2 separate regions of the Mus musculus genome follow, and region 2 is linked to region 1. The links are chromatin loops, found by intact Hi-C in ENCODE. Cell type or tissue: left cerebral cortex. All regions are shown on one strand.

Evidence for each region. Peaks named below come from ENCODE experiments on the same cell type or tissue, not always from the same donor. Only the 100,000 strongest peaks of a DNase experiment are listed, where the experiment ranks them.
Region 2: it touches region 1 in a loop (2.8-fold over the local background); 5 of 42 quality-filtered maps call a loop at or near these places.

What each region holds. Positions count from the first base shown.
Region 1 is chr4:45,405,945-45,413,944 of GRCm38, reverse strand. It overlaps Slc25a51 (solute carrier family 25, member 51), which reads left to right and starts at 5,179. Exons shown (of 3, transcript NM_001009949.3): 1 at 5,179-5,250. It overlaps Gm46852 (a long non-coding RNA gene), which reads right to left and starts at 4,555. Exons shown (of 3, transcript XR_001784277.2): 1 at 4,468-4,555; 2 at 907-1,036. In left cerebral cortex, a CTCF peak has its summit at 4,409; DNase peaks (open chromatin) are centred at 4,460, 5,027 and 5,566; H3K4me3 peaks cover 2,217 bases; H3K27ac peaks cover 1,526 bases.
Region 2 is chr4:46,127,197-46,135,196 of GRCm38, reverse strand. Tstd2 (thiosulfate sulfurtransferase (rhodanese)-like domain containing 2) reads left to right here. Exons shown (of 10, transcript NM_173033.3): 3 at 3,041-3,354; 4 at 5,850-5,970. Among named protein-coding and RNA genes, the nearest start is that of Tstd2, 7.3 kb to the left of the region's middle. In left cerebral cortex, a CTCF peak has its summit at 4,800 (motif pointing left); DNase peaks (open chromatin) are centred at 3,230, 4,779 and 5,777.

The DNA.
Region 1 (8,000 bases):
GTGGGACAGCCCCACCCCACCTCTACCAGGTAAACACAGGTCAAGGGATTTCTCCCAACACACAAACCATGTGACGTCAGAGGGAATAGTTATTGTGTAACTGCTTGGAAATCCTAGAGCATTGTGCAAATGTTTGCTGTGTACTGACTGGCCTTTTACTAGATAAAAACCTGTTTGTATTTCACAAGTTTGTGTGTCACTCAGATACCAAATGAGGTGTCTCCTGACCCTACTCAGAGGTCACCAAACTTTCTGGGATGAAGCTTGACGCTTAGGTGTGCCTGAGAGAAAAGCACCATTGATGGATGGAACAAGGTCCACCGAAGGAGCAACCTGCTGTCTCTTCCCTTGAGCCCTTCTTCCTAAGCTATGCTTGTCCTGAGGCCATCTTGCTGGAGTCCTGGCCATCTTTTGTGACTGCCTCTTCCAGGTAGTCTTCCCTGACTGCAGCTGGTCCTGCTTCTTTTACTGTCTTGGCGCTTGGCAGCACCCCACCTCAAGCAACCCCTCATACCTCCTTAGCACTCTTTCTCTGCTGGGCTGTGAGCCCATTCATGTACATTCCTGATTCCTAAGAGACCTCCAGTCATTACCGTGGGTTAGGATCTCAATTTGGAGTCGTTTCCTCAAAATTACCTAAAGATCATTGGAGACACATGTCAAATCTATAGGCCGGCTGATCGGGCTTTCCCTCAGAAATCCTGACCTACTCTGCCTCAGGACTGGGACAATACATTGGTGTGTGTCTGGTACCCTTGAATTTGATGTGTGGTGAAGGCTGGCCATGAGTTCTCATCACCCTGCCGCAGCCTCCTGACTTCTAGGATTACAAGTCTGGCCCAGCAGATCTAGGGAATCTCTGCAGCGTCTGCTGTGCAAGCGCCATCCCAGGAGCCGGTTACTTACCAACCTGGCTCCCATAGGCTGAATCTCTGGGAGATCGCCACTGACGGCAAGGTCATGCCACTGCAAAGCAGCCAAATTTGGATCTCCGAGCGGGGGTTGGGCTTCGTTTTGCAGTGTCTGGGGATGGTACCTAGGGTTAAGCACATACTAAGCCAATGGTCTAGAACTGGGCTACATCCCCCCCCCTTTTTTAAAGAGATGTCAAATGTGCACACAGTTTGGGGAAAACCATCATTGACTTGCTGGGCTCTCATCCCCATGGAAATATGTGAATGAACAGACAGAATAGAGAGTCTCTCGGCTGAGGAGTTAACCTTGACTCCTGTTTACAGATACAGGCTTGGAAAGGCGCGCCAAGGGACCCGGGGTGCAGCCTCAGAGAGGAAACACTTGCCTGGCTTGTGCAAGGCCCTGGGCTCCAGCTCCGGCTTCTCAAGAGAAAAATAAAAAGTTGGAAAGGAACCAAGAAAAGGACCAGGTCTCAGAGCTGACATACCCAGCATTTGGACAGACAGACTGTAGAATCTGCGACGTGTGGTTTCCAGGGAAGGGCTGCCAGTGGAGAGGACACTGCAGCCTGAGGCAGTGAGGTCAGGTCAGGGACAGCAGGGATGGGGGTGGGGGGTGGAGGGTGGGGGTGCTGTTGGAACTGAGGGGTGAAGAAGGGACAGGACATTTTCTTCTGGGCAGAGGGGACAAAATGTGTGTGTTTCCCAGGTCAGGGAGGGAATCAAGGCTAGGGACAGAGCCTAGGGGTGTGAAGGGGAGTGGCAGAGTTAGGCCCAAAAGATTAGAGTCGCCTGGGAAATATGAGCAGAACAGAGAGGAAGGGCAGCAGCCCCCAAGTAGAGGGTGACCAGAGGTGACTCTATCTGAGCAGAGCTACTCAGTAGCAGCAGTTTGCATAAAGCTAGCTGTTAAGTTGGACTGACTGTTAAGTTGGCCCTGGGGTGGGCACATGGCAGATTCCTAGAAGGCATGGCGGTGGGGTGGGGCAGGTAAGGAGTCCTTAAAACGATGAGAGAGCAGCGTTCCCATGTACCTCTCCCAAAGACCCAGAGACACAGTCCTAAGTGTGCTGAGAAAGCCTGCACCACCAAGTTAGCCTGAGCTCCTAGAAGCCCTTCTTAAACCTCTGCTCGATAACAGCATTTTATTCTGCTTTATTTTGTCAATCCTCTTCTTCTTCCTCCTTCTCCTTCTCTTCCTCTTCCTCCTCTTCCTCCTCCTTCTCTTTGAGACAGGGTTTTCCTGTATAGCCCTGGCAGAGTCCTGGAACGTGAACTTACTTACAGAGATCTGCCTGCCTCTGCCTCCCAAGTGCTAAGGGAGTGTGCCACCACCTCCAGCTTATTGGCAAACACCTATGCTTCCTTTGGAGCCAAACTTTTAAGCTGAAGAGCCAAGAATGAGTCAGAACGTTCTGTTCTTGGGATTTGTTTGTGGGAAAGAGACACCTTTTTTGGGCAACCGTAACATTCTGACCTCTCTGTGTCTGGGAAGAGGCAGCAAGAGGAGTCACTTTTGCCCAAGGTGACCAGGGAAAGCCTTAGGTGGAAGAGGCAATAGGACCTTGCCAGGCTACCATGTTGGGTGAAACTTTGATGGTGACAAGGACAAGGTTTATAGAACACAAGGATTTGCAAAACATGAGCAGTCGCCCAGGACTGCATTTCAGAAGGTTAGCTAGGGAGAAGGTCACAGCAAGGCAGAGGAGCCCGACCGTGGACTGTCCTGTGTGCCAAGTTAAGAAATGGGTTGCCTGGGAAGGTCCCAAAGCTGAGCAATGACACAAACACACCTGGGTTAGAGGACGCTGTCCGAGGCCCCTGTGGAGGTAGAACAGTTTTAGGATACCAACAAAAGATAGACGGATAATGAATGGGGCTGGATATGGAAAGCTATCCTGATGATGAATTCTAGATTTAAAAACAGGTGGCTTTCATCTTTACAGATCTTCAAGAACAGTGAGTAAAGTCCCTGGAAGCTTCTGAGAAGAAGCTAGAGGCCTGCACTGTGGCCTGCAGCATGACAGGACCGCACTGGCTCCATCCAGACACGAGTGTTCTGGTGAGGAGGGAGGGACACTCTTCTGCGTCGGTTACATCCCTAACTGTATGTTTAATTCCAATCTTTCCCTTTATGTCCCCCCCCTACACACACACAGGAGAATAACCTTTCCATTCTAATCTGAAATTAATTATTTATGCTTATGAACACACTGGATACCTGCCTGGTTTCTTTGCTTTTTGAATAATACATTTGAATAGAAATTCACAGAAGCCAAGGCAAACATAATTTTGAGGTAAATGCCCTTTCCCCAATTGTTGCCTGGTTGTTCTAAACCATGAGATCCAAAAACCTGTCCCTTGTGCTTATGACAGGGGAGGGAGGTTTGCACTAACAGGCCCACTATCTGGCATTTACTGTCTTATTCCCTCCCACTGTTGAGGTGACTTCCTTCTCTGGCCCATATTCCATCAGATCACCCTGAGGCCCAGTTCAAACACCTCTTACCCCATGAATCTGTCCCTGGTTCCTTATTGTGGGGCACTGGGCTCTGCACAGACAGGCTGGTCTCCAGTCGAGCTGAGGTCTGAACCCCGGTGGTCATAGGATAGGGAAACTCTGGCGGGGTGTGGGCCTTTTTTCCCTTTTCCCACTTCCCCCGGGCCCCGTTTTTTTGTTCCCACACCTTCTCAAGGGGAAAGCCTCTCATACTTCTGCTTTTGTAGGCTTTGGGTCCATCAGACTCTGACCTCCCTTGGAGGTACCTGCTGCACAGCTGGCACCTCCTCAGGGAGCCATGACTGTACGTGTGGCAGAGGACACTAGCAGTGTGGCCCAACCCAAAATCAGGAACTTATTTTAAGACTTGAGGGTTGGGTGCTGGAGAGGTTGCTTGGTCACTCAGTTAAGAACATACACTGTGCCGGGCCGTTGGTGGCGCACACCTTTAATCTCAGCACTCGGGAGGCAGAGGCAGGTGGATTTCTGAGTTCGAGGCCAGCCTGGTCTACAGAGTGAGTTCCAGGACAGCCAGGGCTATACAGAGAAACTCTGTCTCGAAAATAACCAAACCAAACAAACAAACAAACAAAAAAAGGGGCTGGGGACTTAGCTCAGTGGTAGAGCGCTTGCCTAGCAAGCACAAGGCCCTGGGTTCGGTCCTCAGCTCTGGAAAAAAAAAGAAAAAGAAAAAGAAAAAGAAAAAGAAAAGAACATATACTCTTCTTGAGTCTGGCACCCACATGGGACAGTTCACAGCCTTTAATAATTCCAGGATCAAGAAATCTGAAGCCCTATTCTGGCCTCTCTGGGTACTTATACACATGTGCTAACAGTAGAATAAATCTATTTTCTTTTAAAAAAGAAATGTTTTGTAATTTTTTTTCCTCTTAGGAACTCATTGACTGGATCTCTAGGCAAACTTCCTTAAAGGAGGCTTTGAAATACCAAGATTGACACTCCCGTTTGCTGACGCTAGAAGGCGTGGCCTAGGAGGCGTGGTTTCCGACAGCTTCAGAAACCTGTAAACACTAAGCAGGCTGGGTCACCCACCTGGAACGGTGTGTAATGGTGAGATAATCCCAGTCCTAAGAGGCAAGCTGGTCGCACATTCAGGAGTCTGCTGAAGAGCCTGCCCACGAAGGCTGACTTTGTCCTTTCTGTCCACTGACATTTATCGCCTGTGGTTCTGCAAATCAGAACCATTGTTCAAATGTCACAACATGGAGGAACCCACTCATGGAAGAGACGAATAACTTGCCAAAAGTCACTCAAGGGATGTCACGGCTATAATTCTGACCCGGCTCTCCTAACTCACAGCAGGGTTCTCCTTCCAAGACTCCACAAACTGTGTGTGCATCTAAGGAAAAAGAGGCTAGCTGTATGACCTCATGTACAACTCAGGTGTCCTGTGAAGTGCGGTGACAAAGAGCTCTCCACCAAGCTTTGAGATCGCCTCATCAGAAGCTTTCGCGCCTCCACGCACGCGCTATCTACAGCCCTGGATCTCAACAGACTACACGCTAAATGACGCGCTTGCTGTTTTGTGGAACAACGAGGCCACCGTATAACTTCAGCTTAAGTCAGGGGGGCGGGGAGACTAGCGGCACCCCCACAGCCTGGCAAAAGGTGCGACAAGAGTCAGTACCGGACCGGACGCAGTACAAGGCAGCTATAGCGCTACCCAGACCCTGAGCGAGGCAGGGCCCTGGTCACGTGGCTCGACGACGTCCCGCCCCGCCCCGCCCCGCCCCTGCCTGGGTCGGACCAGTCTGCGCCTGCGCGGGCGCGGGCTCGCTCGCCAGCCGTCCTGCGGGCTTGCGCCCCGGGCCGTGGGTGAGTCCTGGGTGGGGTGCGGTGGGGAGCGGAGGCCGCTGTGCTGCCCTAGCTTCGGGCCAGAGAGAAGGGAGGCTTGAAGCAGGGTCGCGGGCTGCCGAGCTCCAGGTCCTGCGCTCTCCACGCGTCCGGGTCCCGGCAGCTGCGGCCCGGCTCCGGCCGAGGGCCCTGTGGTGCTGCGGCGCGCTCCGGCAGGGAGGCGCCCACAGCTCGGGAGATGCAGGCCCCGGGGGATCGCGGTGGCCCGTGGTTCCCTTTGTCTGCCACCCGCGGGATCGCGGCGGCCCGTGGTATCCGGTGGTGCTGGCCATTCCGCCCAGCGCCTCTCCGTCCTCCCCGAGTGGGCAGATGGAAGCCTGGAGAATGCTCGTTCCGAGGCACCATGTTTCATCACGCAGGAAAGAGTCTAAGGCGGGCGGGTGGGTGGGCGGGCGTCAATTGTTCCCTTCTGTGCGGATTGTTGTAGCTAGCTTAGGTAGAGGATGGCAGCGCCTCGGCCATGTTTACGACTTTTAGCTTAACCTTTGTCTTGGCCCCTACAGGCTGCCCAGCTGGTCCTAGTGCCCACCTTCTGGTTGTCAGTTTTTACCTGTTGTCTATTGAGCAGAATGAATTGTGTGTGGAGTTACCGTACCAAAATGGATCTCCGGCGCCTTTGCTTTGAAAGGATTTGAAGACTCGGATCCAGGGCACATGAGAAACCAGAGTCGTCACCCTTAGCGTTTCTTAGGGCGACATGACACTTCTGACAAGAATTGACTCTAGTCTCCTTTGTCAGATAGAAGCTAAGATAATGGGTTTTTTTGTCACAGCTGTTGCTTTGCATTTGCAGTGGTAAAATCCTGCTGTAACTAGCACTTGAACCCTGCCTGACCCTGGTTTTGTATGCTGACTCAGACCTGCTGACTAGTGGGAATTCACGTCTTTTAAGAATTACAGTCACCCTTTGCCCTGTTTTTGGTCAAAGACCTTTGTACTAAGGTCATATCTGGCTTTTGCATATCCCTGTGGGCTGAAAGTTACATTGAGTATTTAGAATTTACACTGTGCTTACATCACAGAAGTTTGACCCTTATTGGATCAAAGTGGATTTTGCTCCCTTGTGTTAGGTTCGGTGCCTTACAGCAAACTAGAGCAGTCGTAGTAAATACATTTTATAGTAAGTTGCAAAAGATTATCATTTGGAAGTATTTAAATAGGAACCAGTTTATCAGAGTTAAGTTAGTGATCTGAGTGTTGTTATAAAACATGCCATGTTTTAAAGTTTATATATATATATTTGGGGAGGGAGGTTGGGGGGCTCTAATGTGCCAAGGCGCTTGAATGGAGGTCAGAGGACAACTTTCCAGAATTTTTCTCCCACCTCTCGATTGAGCTGATTGGCAGTTAGCTCCTTACTTGATGAGCCTTCTAAACTCTTATCAGAACACTGCACACTGTTTTTCCTTCTTGTTGCTGCATTAAGAAACTTGTTACAGGCTGCAGAGATGGCTCAGCTGTTAAAGCTGTTAAGCTCATAACCCAAAAAAAAAAAAAAAAAAAAGACGCTAGTCACACCACCCTGGTAGGCAGGGTGCAGCTGACAGGAATGCTTTAAGTCTGACATCTGGGAGGTTTGCAAAACATTACATTTTAGCTAAGCATAGTGGTGCACACCTTTAGTCCCAGCACTCTAGGGGGCAGAGGCAGGTGGTTCTCTTGAGTTCAAGGCCAGCCTGTCTACACATCAGGTTCCAGGACAGCCAGGGCTACACAGAGAAACCCTGTCTCAAAAAAGGCACTTTTTTTTCTGTATAAGACCCTTAATATCTAATAATGTAAGTGGTCAAAAATATTTCTAACATTTCTTATGGTAGTTTGTACAGGGGTCTGTAAATACCTGACTGCCTGGGCTATTTTCTGTTTGCTGACCAACAAGGCCCATTATTTCAGCCGTAACAGATTGGATGGACCAACTTTAATTTGCAAAATGTTGTTAAGGAGCAGAAGAATGAGTTGGGCAGAAGGGAAAAGCAAGCGTGGCCTTTGTTTGTAGCGCTGGGGATGGGACACAAGCAGGGAAGCAGTCTTGCTGAGCAGAGTGCTTGCGAAAGGGCACCGGTGACTTAATGTTCAGGACCACAGCTGTAAGCGGCTGTTAGATGCTGACTTGAGCTGGGTGTGCAGACCATCCTCTGCCATCCAGGCCAGCCGTAGCTAGATGATGAGACCCTGTGAATAGGTGATCACTGTGTAGAGCTGAATAGTCTCTGAATTTGGAAATTGTTAGGCTAGTGTGTGATTGTATACATTTTTGTGAGGTTTTGGGGTAGGGGAAGGGAGGTAGAGCAGGTCTTTCTATGTAGTCCTGGCTGTCCTGGAACTCAATATGTAGACCAGGATGTTCTTAAACTCAAGAGATCCTTCTGCCTCAGTGCTGAGTTAAAAGACCTGGGCAACCATACCAGGGATTTTTGTTGATTTTTAACATTAACTATGACAGTAAAAAAAAAAAAAAAAAAAAAAAAAAAGGGGGGGGGGGCTGGTGAGATGGCTCAGTGGGTAAGAGCACCCGACTGCTCTTCGGAAGGTCCGAAGTTCAAATCCCAGCAACCACATGGTGGCTCACAACCATCCGTAATGAGATCTGACTCCCTCTTCCGGAGTGTCTGAAGACAGCTACAGTGTACTTATATATAATAAAAATAAATAAATCTTAAAAAAAAAAAAAGAATAAGATGTTACATAGTATCAGGCATTTCTGCCAAGGT
Region 2 (8,000 bases), 720 kb before region 1:
CCCAGCAACCACATGATGGCTCACAACCAGTGTCCTCTTTTGGTGTGTCTGAAGACAGTGATAGTGTACTTACATACATTAAAAAAAAAAAAAAAAAAAGAAAGAAAGAAAAAAAGACTAGGTCCTAGAGAAGGTTGGACATCTTTCTTCTAGTGTAGAAAGAGTCCCAGGAACTCAGAACTGTAGTGGAAGGAGAATGACAGGTAACAGGGCAGCTGACATCTAGAGATGTTGTTATGAACCATGCTGGCCAGGGAAGTTTGGTCTCCTCCAGCTAGCTCAGTGCTTTGAAGAAAGGACAGAGCGCTGCAGGATGCTACAGGGTTCCTAAGAATCCTGTTGTAATTGTGCTATAAAAACAGTGATGACAATGCCCCTCTTCAGAGCCATGGATCCCTGTTGTGGTGGTTGTTGTTGTTTGTTGTTGTTGAAACCATTGGCTAAAACTCTTCTTAAAAGCAGGGAACAGGAGGCTCATCAGTAGGAAAATGGCTGACTGAGGATATAGCTTGGATATGGCTTTCTCACCTCTTGGAGAGCCTCTTCTTGGTCCATGTTAGTGAAGAATAAATGTCTCTGTAATTTCCCAGCTGCCGCTTCCAGTCAGCCTATATGGATTTCCTTGAAAATTAAATTCAGAGGTTACAAAAGTCCTTTACCAGTATTGTTTTACAATAATTTCAAACTTACAGAAAGTTAGGAGAATTTTATAAGTAGCTCACTTACTGGCTTTGTCTAGAGGTTCTGTTCATACGTCCCTGTTGTTTTTTAACAAAATCTCAATCGTTTGATTTCTACCAATGAAGACTCAGGAGCCAGATGCTAGGGTGACAGCCTGCTAGTTCAGAGAGGCAGAGAAAGCACCCACTTCCTCCTCAGCTGATGTTCAAGAAGCAATGCCCCTCTCTCCTGCCATCCCAAAAAACCTCCTTCAACCTGATATCCCATCCTTTTACTTCCCCAATGTCTCTCTATCCATCCCTCTTATTCTCTATGGTTTTTTTCTTAATCTGGTTGGTTGTTCCACTTCTTAACCTGTGGTTGATTTAATTTAATCCTGTTTACAGTATTCAAGCAGAAAGCTCTTAGATTAAAGGTGTATTTTAAGGCTGTGCCACACCATAAGTAAAAACATTTTTTTCCAGTAAATAACACAGTCTTGGGATTCACAGTGTGATCAAATATCCTACAACACTTACCTTGTCTCAAGTGCAGGAGGCTCACAGAAACAGCTACTGCCAGCACCCACTTCAGTGGCTTCATTGCTACAGATGGTCTATAGACCAGGCTGGTCTTGAAGTCACAGAGATCCATTTGCCTCTGCTGGGATTAAAGGTGTACACCACCCTTTGCTTATCATAGCTACATAGTATTGATATCTTTGCTCTGTGTTCTTCCGTATTAGTCGTATAGAAATTCCTAATGTATTAATTGTGGGGTCAAGGCTACTGTAACAAATGGCCTCACACCTGCAGTGGATAGAGCACCTTAGGTGTTTGGACTTGGGATATGAGAAGTAAGGCATTTTCATGAACACACAGGCTGCAAGGACCCAGGCTGATGTTACCTCGGCAGGACTCAGCACATTTCCAGAGTTCCCACTGGAACTAAAGAGGAAGAGAGCACGGAGGCACTCACATGGCAGGCTTTTATGGACCAGAAGTGGAGCTGCCACCTGTCACGCCACTGGAAAACAGTTGGACAGCCTAATTGCAAAGGCTGGGAAATACAGCACCCCAGGAAGAAGGGAAATGGATTTGGTATATGCACAGGAAGAGGCTGTTACCTTAGAGCAGCCTTGTCAGTTTCCTCAAGGTTCCTATCTGATTTGCACTGCAATTAATGCCTTATAAATGTGTACTTTCAAGAACTGGCATCCTTTCAGTTAGATACGATGTTGGTGATTTTAAAAAGTGTTCCAGACACTAAGCTGAGCATAAGCAAAGCAGGGGGGCAGGGGTGAGTGTTCAGATGGCATCAGGGAGCAGTGAATGGACTGGATCATTTAGCTGAGCTGGAAACAGGGTGGGGAAGCGAGAGTGCACGATGACTTCTGATCAGATGAGGATGTAATTCTAAGTATGCTGTTTAACGTCTATGAACTCTTTGATTTACTTTTTCCAAGTATACATTTGGCACCTACAGGCTGAATAACTTCCTAATTTGTTTTCAAAGGTAAATAGCAGAGCCAATATTTACAACTGTGGAAGAGTAAAAATCTAAGATTTTATATCTAGAAAGTAGAAAAATAGCATTTAGTGGGAGTTGTACAGACTGATGTCAGAGGAGGCCTCTACATTGAACTCTTGAGTGTTTCTGTTTGACTGAGTAGCAGTTCTTAACATGTGGCTTGTGATATCAGATATCCTGTATACCAGATATTTATATTACGATTCATAACAGTAGCAAAATTACAGTTATGAAGAAGCAGCAATACTTTTATGGTTGAGGGTCACCACAACATGAGGAACTGTATTAAAGAGTCGCAGCATTAGGAAGGTTGAGAGCGACTCCAATAGAGAAAACAGAGTAGCATCATCCCACCTCAGGGAGCAGTGTGGACAGGGAGGATGGGGAAGACGGGGAGGACAGGGAGGTGGGAGCAGTGAGGTGCCCAATTTGTCCATGTCTCTGACACGTGCAGAAGAACACGGGTGTAGGAGGCTTGAGTTTGGAAGGCCAGGGTATGGAGCCAGTGTCAGTATGTAGGTTGCTGGAAGCAGTGCAGCCCATGCTATTGCTCTTGGGAGTGCTTTATAGACTGGCAGGATGCCAAGCTAGAAACCCTACCCCCATAAAAGGTGATTTGAATGAAACTTTTTTTTTTTTTTCCGAGACAGGGTTTCTCTGTGTAGCCCTGGCTGTCCTGGCACTCACTTTGTAGACCAGGCTGGCCTTGAACTCAGAAATCCGCCTGCCTCTGCCTCGCGAGTGCTGGGATTAAAGGTGTGCGCCACCACGCCCAGCTTTGAATGAAACTTTTGTTACCCCTAAACCTAAGGCCGTTAAATAACGATGGTATTTGAAATGTTATTTGCAGGCCTTTGCCCTTTTGGTCAAAACCAAACAAGTTCCAGCACCCTCTTATGAATTTAAGGGAAAACGGTGGCGATGTTGTCAGCAGCTGTTTGCAGACCAGATCAGCATCCACAGACATGTGGCCACACAGCATGCTGAAGACGTGTACCAGCAGACTGCGTCTCTTCTGAAGCAGCTGACTGCAGCATTGAGTGCCTCACAGAGCCTTACGCCCACAGACAAAAGGAGCTCCCCCAAAGACTGTCTCACTCCTAGTCAGGAGGTGTCTGCTTGGCTTCCTGATGTGAGCCATGTTAGCCCCCAGGAGCTGAGGAGGTAAGTTTTGCACTTTGTAGTTTGGTTTACATTTAAAATATTTTCAACCACAATGAGATACTACAGATAGCCCACTGAAATAGGAAAATGAGAAATAGCAGCCTTGGTAGATACAACTGACATGGGGAGGCAACTGAAGGGCCCAGGCGTTGCTAGGGAGAGTACAGAATTCTCCTTCCCAGCGATCCACTCCTGGGTGTGTGGCCAGCAGAAATAAAACACACACCCATAAAAGCTTAAACTCGAATGCTTGTGGCAGTTGTTGTTTTTTTTTAATTCATTCTTTTAATAGCTGAGTAGTACTCCATTGCATAAATGTACCACATTTTCTGTATCCATTCCTCTGTTGAGGGGCATCTGGGTTCTTTCCAGCTTCTGGCTATTATAAATAAGACTGCTATGAACATAGTGGAGCATGTGTCCTTTTTTTTTAATATTTTTTTTTTTAGGTATTTTCCTCATTTACATTTCCAATGCTATACCAAAAGTCCCCCATAACCTCCCCCCACTCCCCTACCCACCCACTCCCACTTTTTGGCCCTGGCGTTCCCCTGTACTGGGGCATATAAAGTTTGCGTGTCCAATGGGTCTCTCTTTCCAGTGATGGCTGACTAGGCCATCTTTTGATACATATGCAGCTAGAGTCAAGAGCTCCGGGGTACTGGTTAGTTCATAATGTTGTTCCACCTATAGGGTTTTTGTGGCAGTTTTATATGTAATAACAAAATGTTGGAAACAACACATTATTTTGTATGCTAACTAAAAATAAACTAGTTGTACTTCCCAATGTTAGCGGCTGGAGGAATGGTCCATTGGGATAAATGCTTGCCACATAAATGTGAGAACCTAAGTTTCAGTCCCCAGGACCCATTTAAAGCCAGCCGTGGGAGTGCTTGGGGTCATCCCAGTTCTACAGCAAAATGGGAGGCAGGGACAAGAATCCCCAGAAGCTCCCAGGCCAGCAAGTGTTGGGTACTCAGCAGTGAAGAACAAACACGGTGGAAGATGAGGACCAACACCCAAGATTGTCCTTGGACTCCCACATACACATTGTGACCTCCGTGTGCCTTCATTCATACAAGAACACATTCCTACCATATACATACATCATACACACAGGCATAAAGATTTAAAAAAATAATGACTTAAAAAGACAAACTGGAAACAACTGTAAGTAGCCATAGCAGGAGAGTGAAAGGATAGGTGGAGTCATGACAGAACACTGCTGCCTAGAGTGGTGGAGCACGGCAGACACTGATGAATTTACAAATATGCATCTAGACAGACCAATCGTCCATCAAGATTATTGGGAAAGGCTGGAGAGATGGCTCATGGTTAAGAACGCAAGCTACATTTCCAGCTGATGCAGGTTCCATTCCCAGCATCCACTTCCTGGATAACTACTGTCTGTGATTCCAGGGGATCTGATGCCACCTTCTGGCCACCATGGGCACTGCAAATACAGACAAGCATGAAGGCAAAACACCCATACACATAAAAATACTAAATGCATAAAATGTTTAAAAAATTAGAGGGAATACAATATTCTATATACTGAATTTTTATACTCTTTTCTGGTCTCCTAAAGTAGTGATGTCTTCTCAGTGGTTTAGTGCTACTCTGTGAGCATGCTGACATAGAAAAGTTTGTCTTATGTGGCCAATAATAACACGTCTATAGATAAGTGTACTACATGAAAAAATGGAAGTAAAATGTTTTTCATGGTGAGCCAGTCAAACCAGATACTGCCTTGTGATTGAGGATAGGCCACAGTGGGCTCAAATTCCCAGCTTGCCTGTAAAGTAGGGTTAATAATACCTGTCTCCTGGTGTGAGAGCTAAGTGAGGACAGGGAAGCGAGTTTGCTTTTTGTAAGAAGTCTGGTGCAGATACTGTACTATGTAGAGAAAATATGAAGAGAAGTGCTCTTATGTTAGGAGACTAAAGATAGGAGGGAGGCAGAGGTTGTTCCAGCTTCATGCTCTCCTGCTCTGCCTGGGTGCACTGGGAACTGTGGCTCCCTGTGGCCCTGCTCTCCAGTTCTGCCTGGGTGCACTGTGAACTGGGGCTCCTTGTGTCAATGCTCTCCAGTTCTGCCTGGGTGCACTGTGAACTGGGGCTCCTTGTGTCAATGCTCTCCAGTTCTGCCTGGGTGCACTGTGAACTGGGGCTCCTTGTGTCAATGCTCTCCAGTTCTGCCCCGGTGCACTGGGAACTGTGGCCGTGCTCTCCAGCTCTGCCTGGGTGCACTGGGAACTGTAGCTCCTTGTGGCTCCAGTTCTGCCTGGGTGCACTGGGAACTGTGACTCCCTGTGGCCGTGCTCTCCTTCTCTGCCTGGGTGCACTGGGAAGTGGGGCTGCTTGTGGCTCCAGTTCTGCCTGGGTGCACTGGGAACTGTAGCTCCCTGTGGCCGTGCTCTCCTTCTCTGCGTGGGTGCACTGGGAAGTGGGGCTCACGTGGCTCACATGCTCCCTCCTCTGACTTTCCTTGTGTAGTGGCCAGGGTGACGAGGAAGGAGAGGTGCTCCTGTATTACTGCTACTGTGACTTGGAGGACCCCCATTGGGTCTGTGCCTGGCAGACAGCTCTGTGCCATCACCTGCACCTTACAGGCAAGGTAAGCCCTGCTCCAGATGTGCCCTGCAAGCCTCTTCTTGTCTCCTTAATCTTGGATTGTAGGAGCTGTGCTCTTTGAGAAGTCTTCACATGGGGGTTCTCGAAAGGAGGGAAACCCTGCTTGCAGGGTAAAGAATAAACCAGCTCTTGATATGTTGCTTATAGACCAGGCCTCAGTCACCCTATACCTAAAGGGTCAAATAGTAAATATTTCAGGTTTTGTTACCTTTTTTTTAATTCATTGTTGTTATAGATTGGAAACATTCGTGGGCATGGCTAGGTTCTGATACATCTGTCAGCTGAGACAGGGAAATGTACTGAACTCCAAAGCCTCTTATAGATTCTGCATGTTTGATTACAAGTCACACCTTGGTTTTCCTAGAATCAGGTCTCTGGTGATCTCAGGTGTGACATTTACTCCTTCCCTTCTGTGCGGCCCTCCCCTCCTTGTCAGGCCTCCTGTACTCTGAGCGAGTGCCACTCCAGTGCTGCTCCCTCAGCAGTACAGTGTGCAGGGTCCTCACCATGCCCTGCCTTTGCTGCTGCTTAAAGACTTCCTGCAGTCTGAGAGGAGAGCCTGTCTCCCTTGTGGGGGGGCCTCGTGAGGTCAGAAGCTTTGCCTTCACTGGGGCATTCTCAGCGCTGGAACAAGGTTCAGCACTTAACAGGCTCTGTAAGGATTGGAAACTGTAGAATAAAGGAAATTAAAACTGCATGTTTGTCCGGTATCTATGAGTGTGTGCTATGAGAGGAAGCATGTTCCCAAATGGTCACACCTCTGCAGGACAGGATGGTGTTTACTTTTGTAAAATGCCCTCTGTGGCTTATCTTCCAGCGCTATGCCTATGCACATTAAATACTTTTAAATTTTAAATCAAAAGGAAGTTGTCTTAGTTAGGGTTTTACTGCTGTGAACAGACAGATGACCAAGGCAACTCTTATAAGGACTACATTTAATTGGGGCTGACTTACAGGTTCACAGGTTCAGTCCATTATAAAGGCAGGAACATGGCAGAATACTGACTTCCAGGCAGCCAGGACCATGGTATTAAAACCCACACCCACAGTGACACATCTACTCCAAGCCCACATCTTCTAATAGTGCCACTCCCTGGGCCAAGCATATATGAACCATCAGAGAAGTAGCGACCTTCTGAGAACCTGGTGGTTGTGGTTCTCCTATTCCCCAGTAAACTCATGGACAGTGCTGTTTTCCACGCCCACATTGTTTGACAAGTGCTGGTATCACCCACCCGTGCAGCTCATTCCCACGCCCTGTCCTGAAAGTATCCGTTTTCTTCTCTTTTCCACTTCATCGCCCTGACCATGCTCTATCTCGTCTGTGTGGTAACTTCCCCGATTCTCACCTTAATCTGCTCTCCAGTGCAGCAGCCAGAATGATCTTGTTAGAACAGCTCCAGCAGCGACAGGTGGGTGAAGCCCTTGACACAGCCTAGGCTGCTGCAAGAGCAGGGCCCTTGGCTGAAATTTCCCACTCATGTTCTTTGGTTTCTGGGACCCACCGAGTCTTGTTTTGTTTGCCTTTTTTTGAGGCGAATTCTCTTGAAAGTTGATACCCACCCCCACTCTGTCTAGTCTAACTCTTCTGAAGCTTCAGATCTCTATTATAATGACTTTTTCTCAGAGGCCTTTCCTGACCTCCCATCCAAATTCATGTTCCTCAGTGTGCCTTCTATAGCTCTTGTCTTTTTTTTTTTTTAAGTTTTATTTTTTTTAATTAGGTATTTTCCTCATTTACATTTCCAATGCTATCCCAAAAGTCCCCCATACCCTCCCCCCCACCCCCCTACCCACCCACTCCCACTTTTTGGCCCTGGCGTTCCCCTGTACTGGGGCATATAAAGTTTGCAAGTCCAATGGGCCTCTCTTTCCAGTGATGGCCTACTAGGCCATCTTTTGATACATATGCAGCTAGAGTCAAGAGCTCCGGGGTACTGGTTAGTTCATAATGTTGTTCCACCTATAGGGTTGCAGATCCCTTTAGCTCCTTGGGTACTTTCTCTAGCTCCT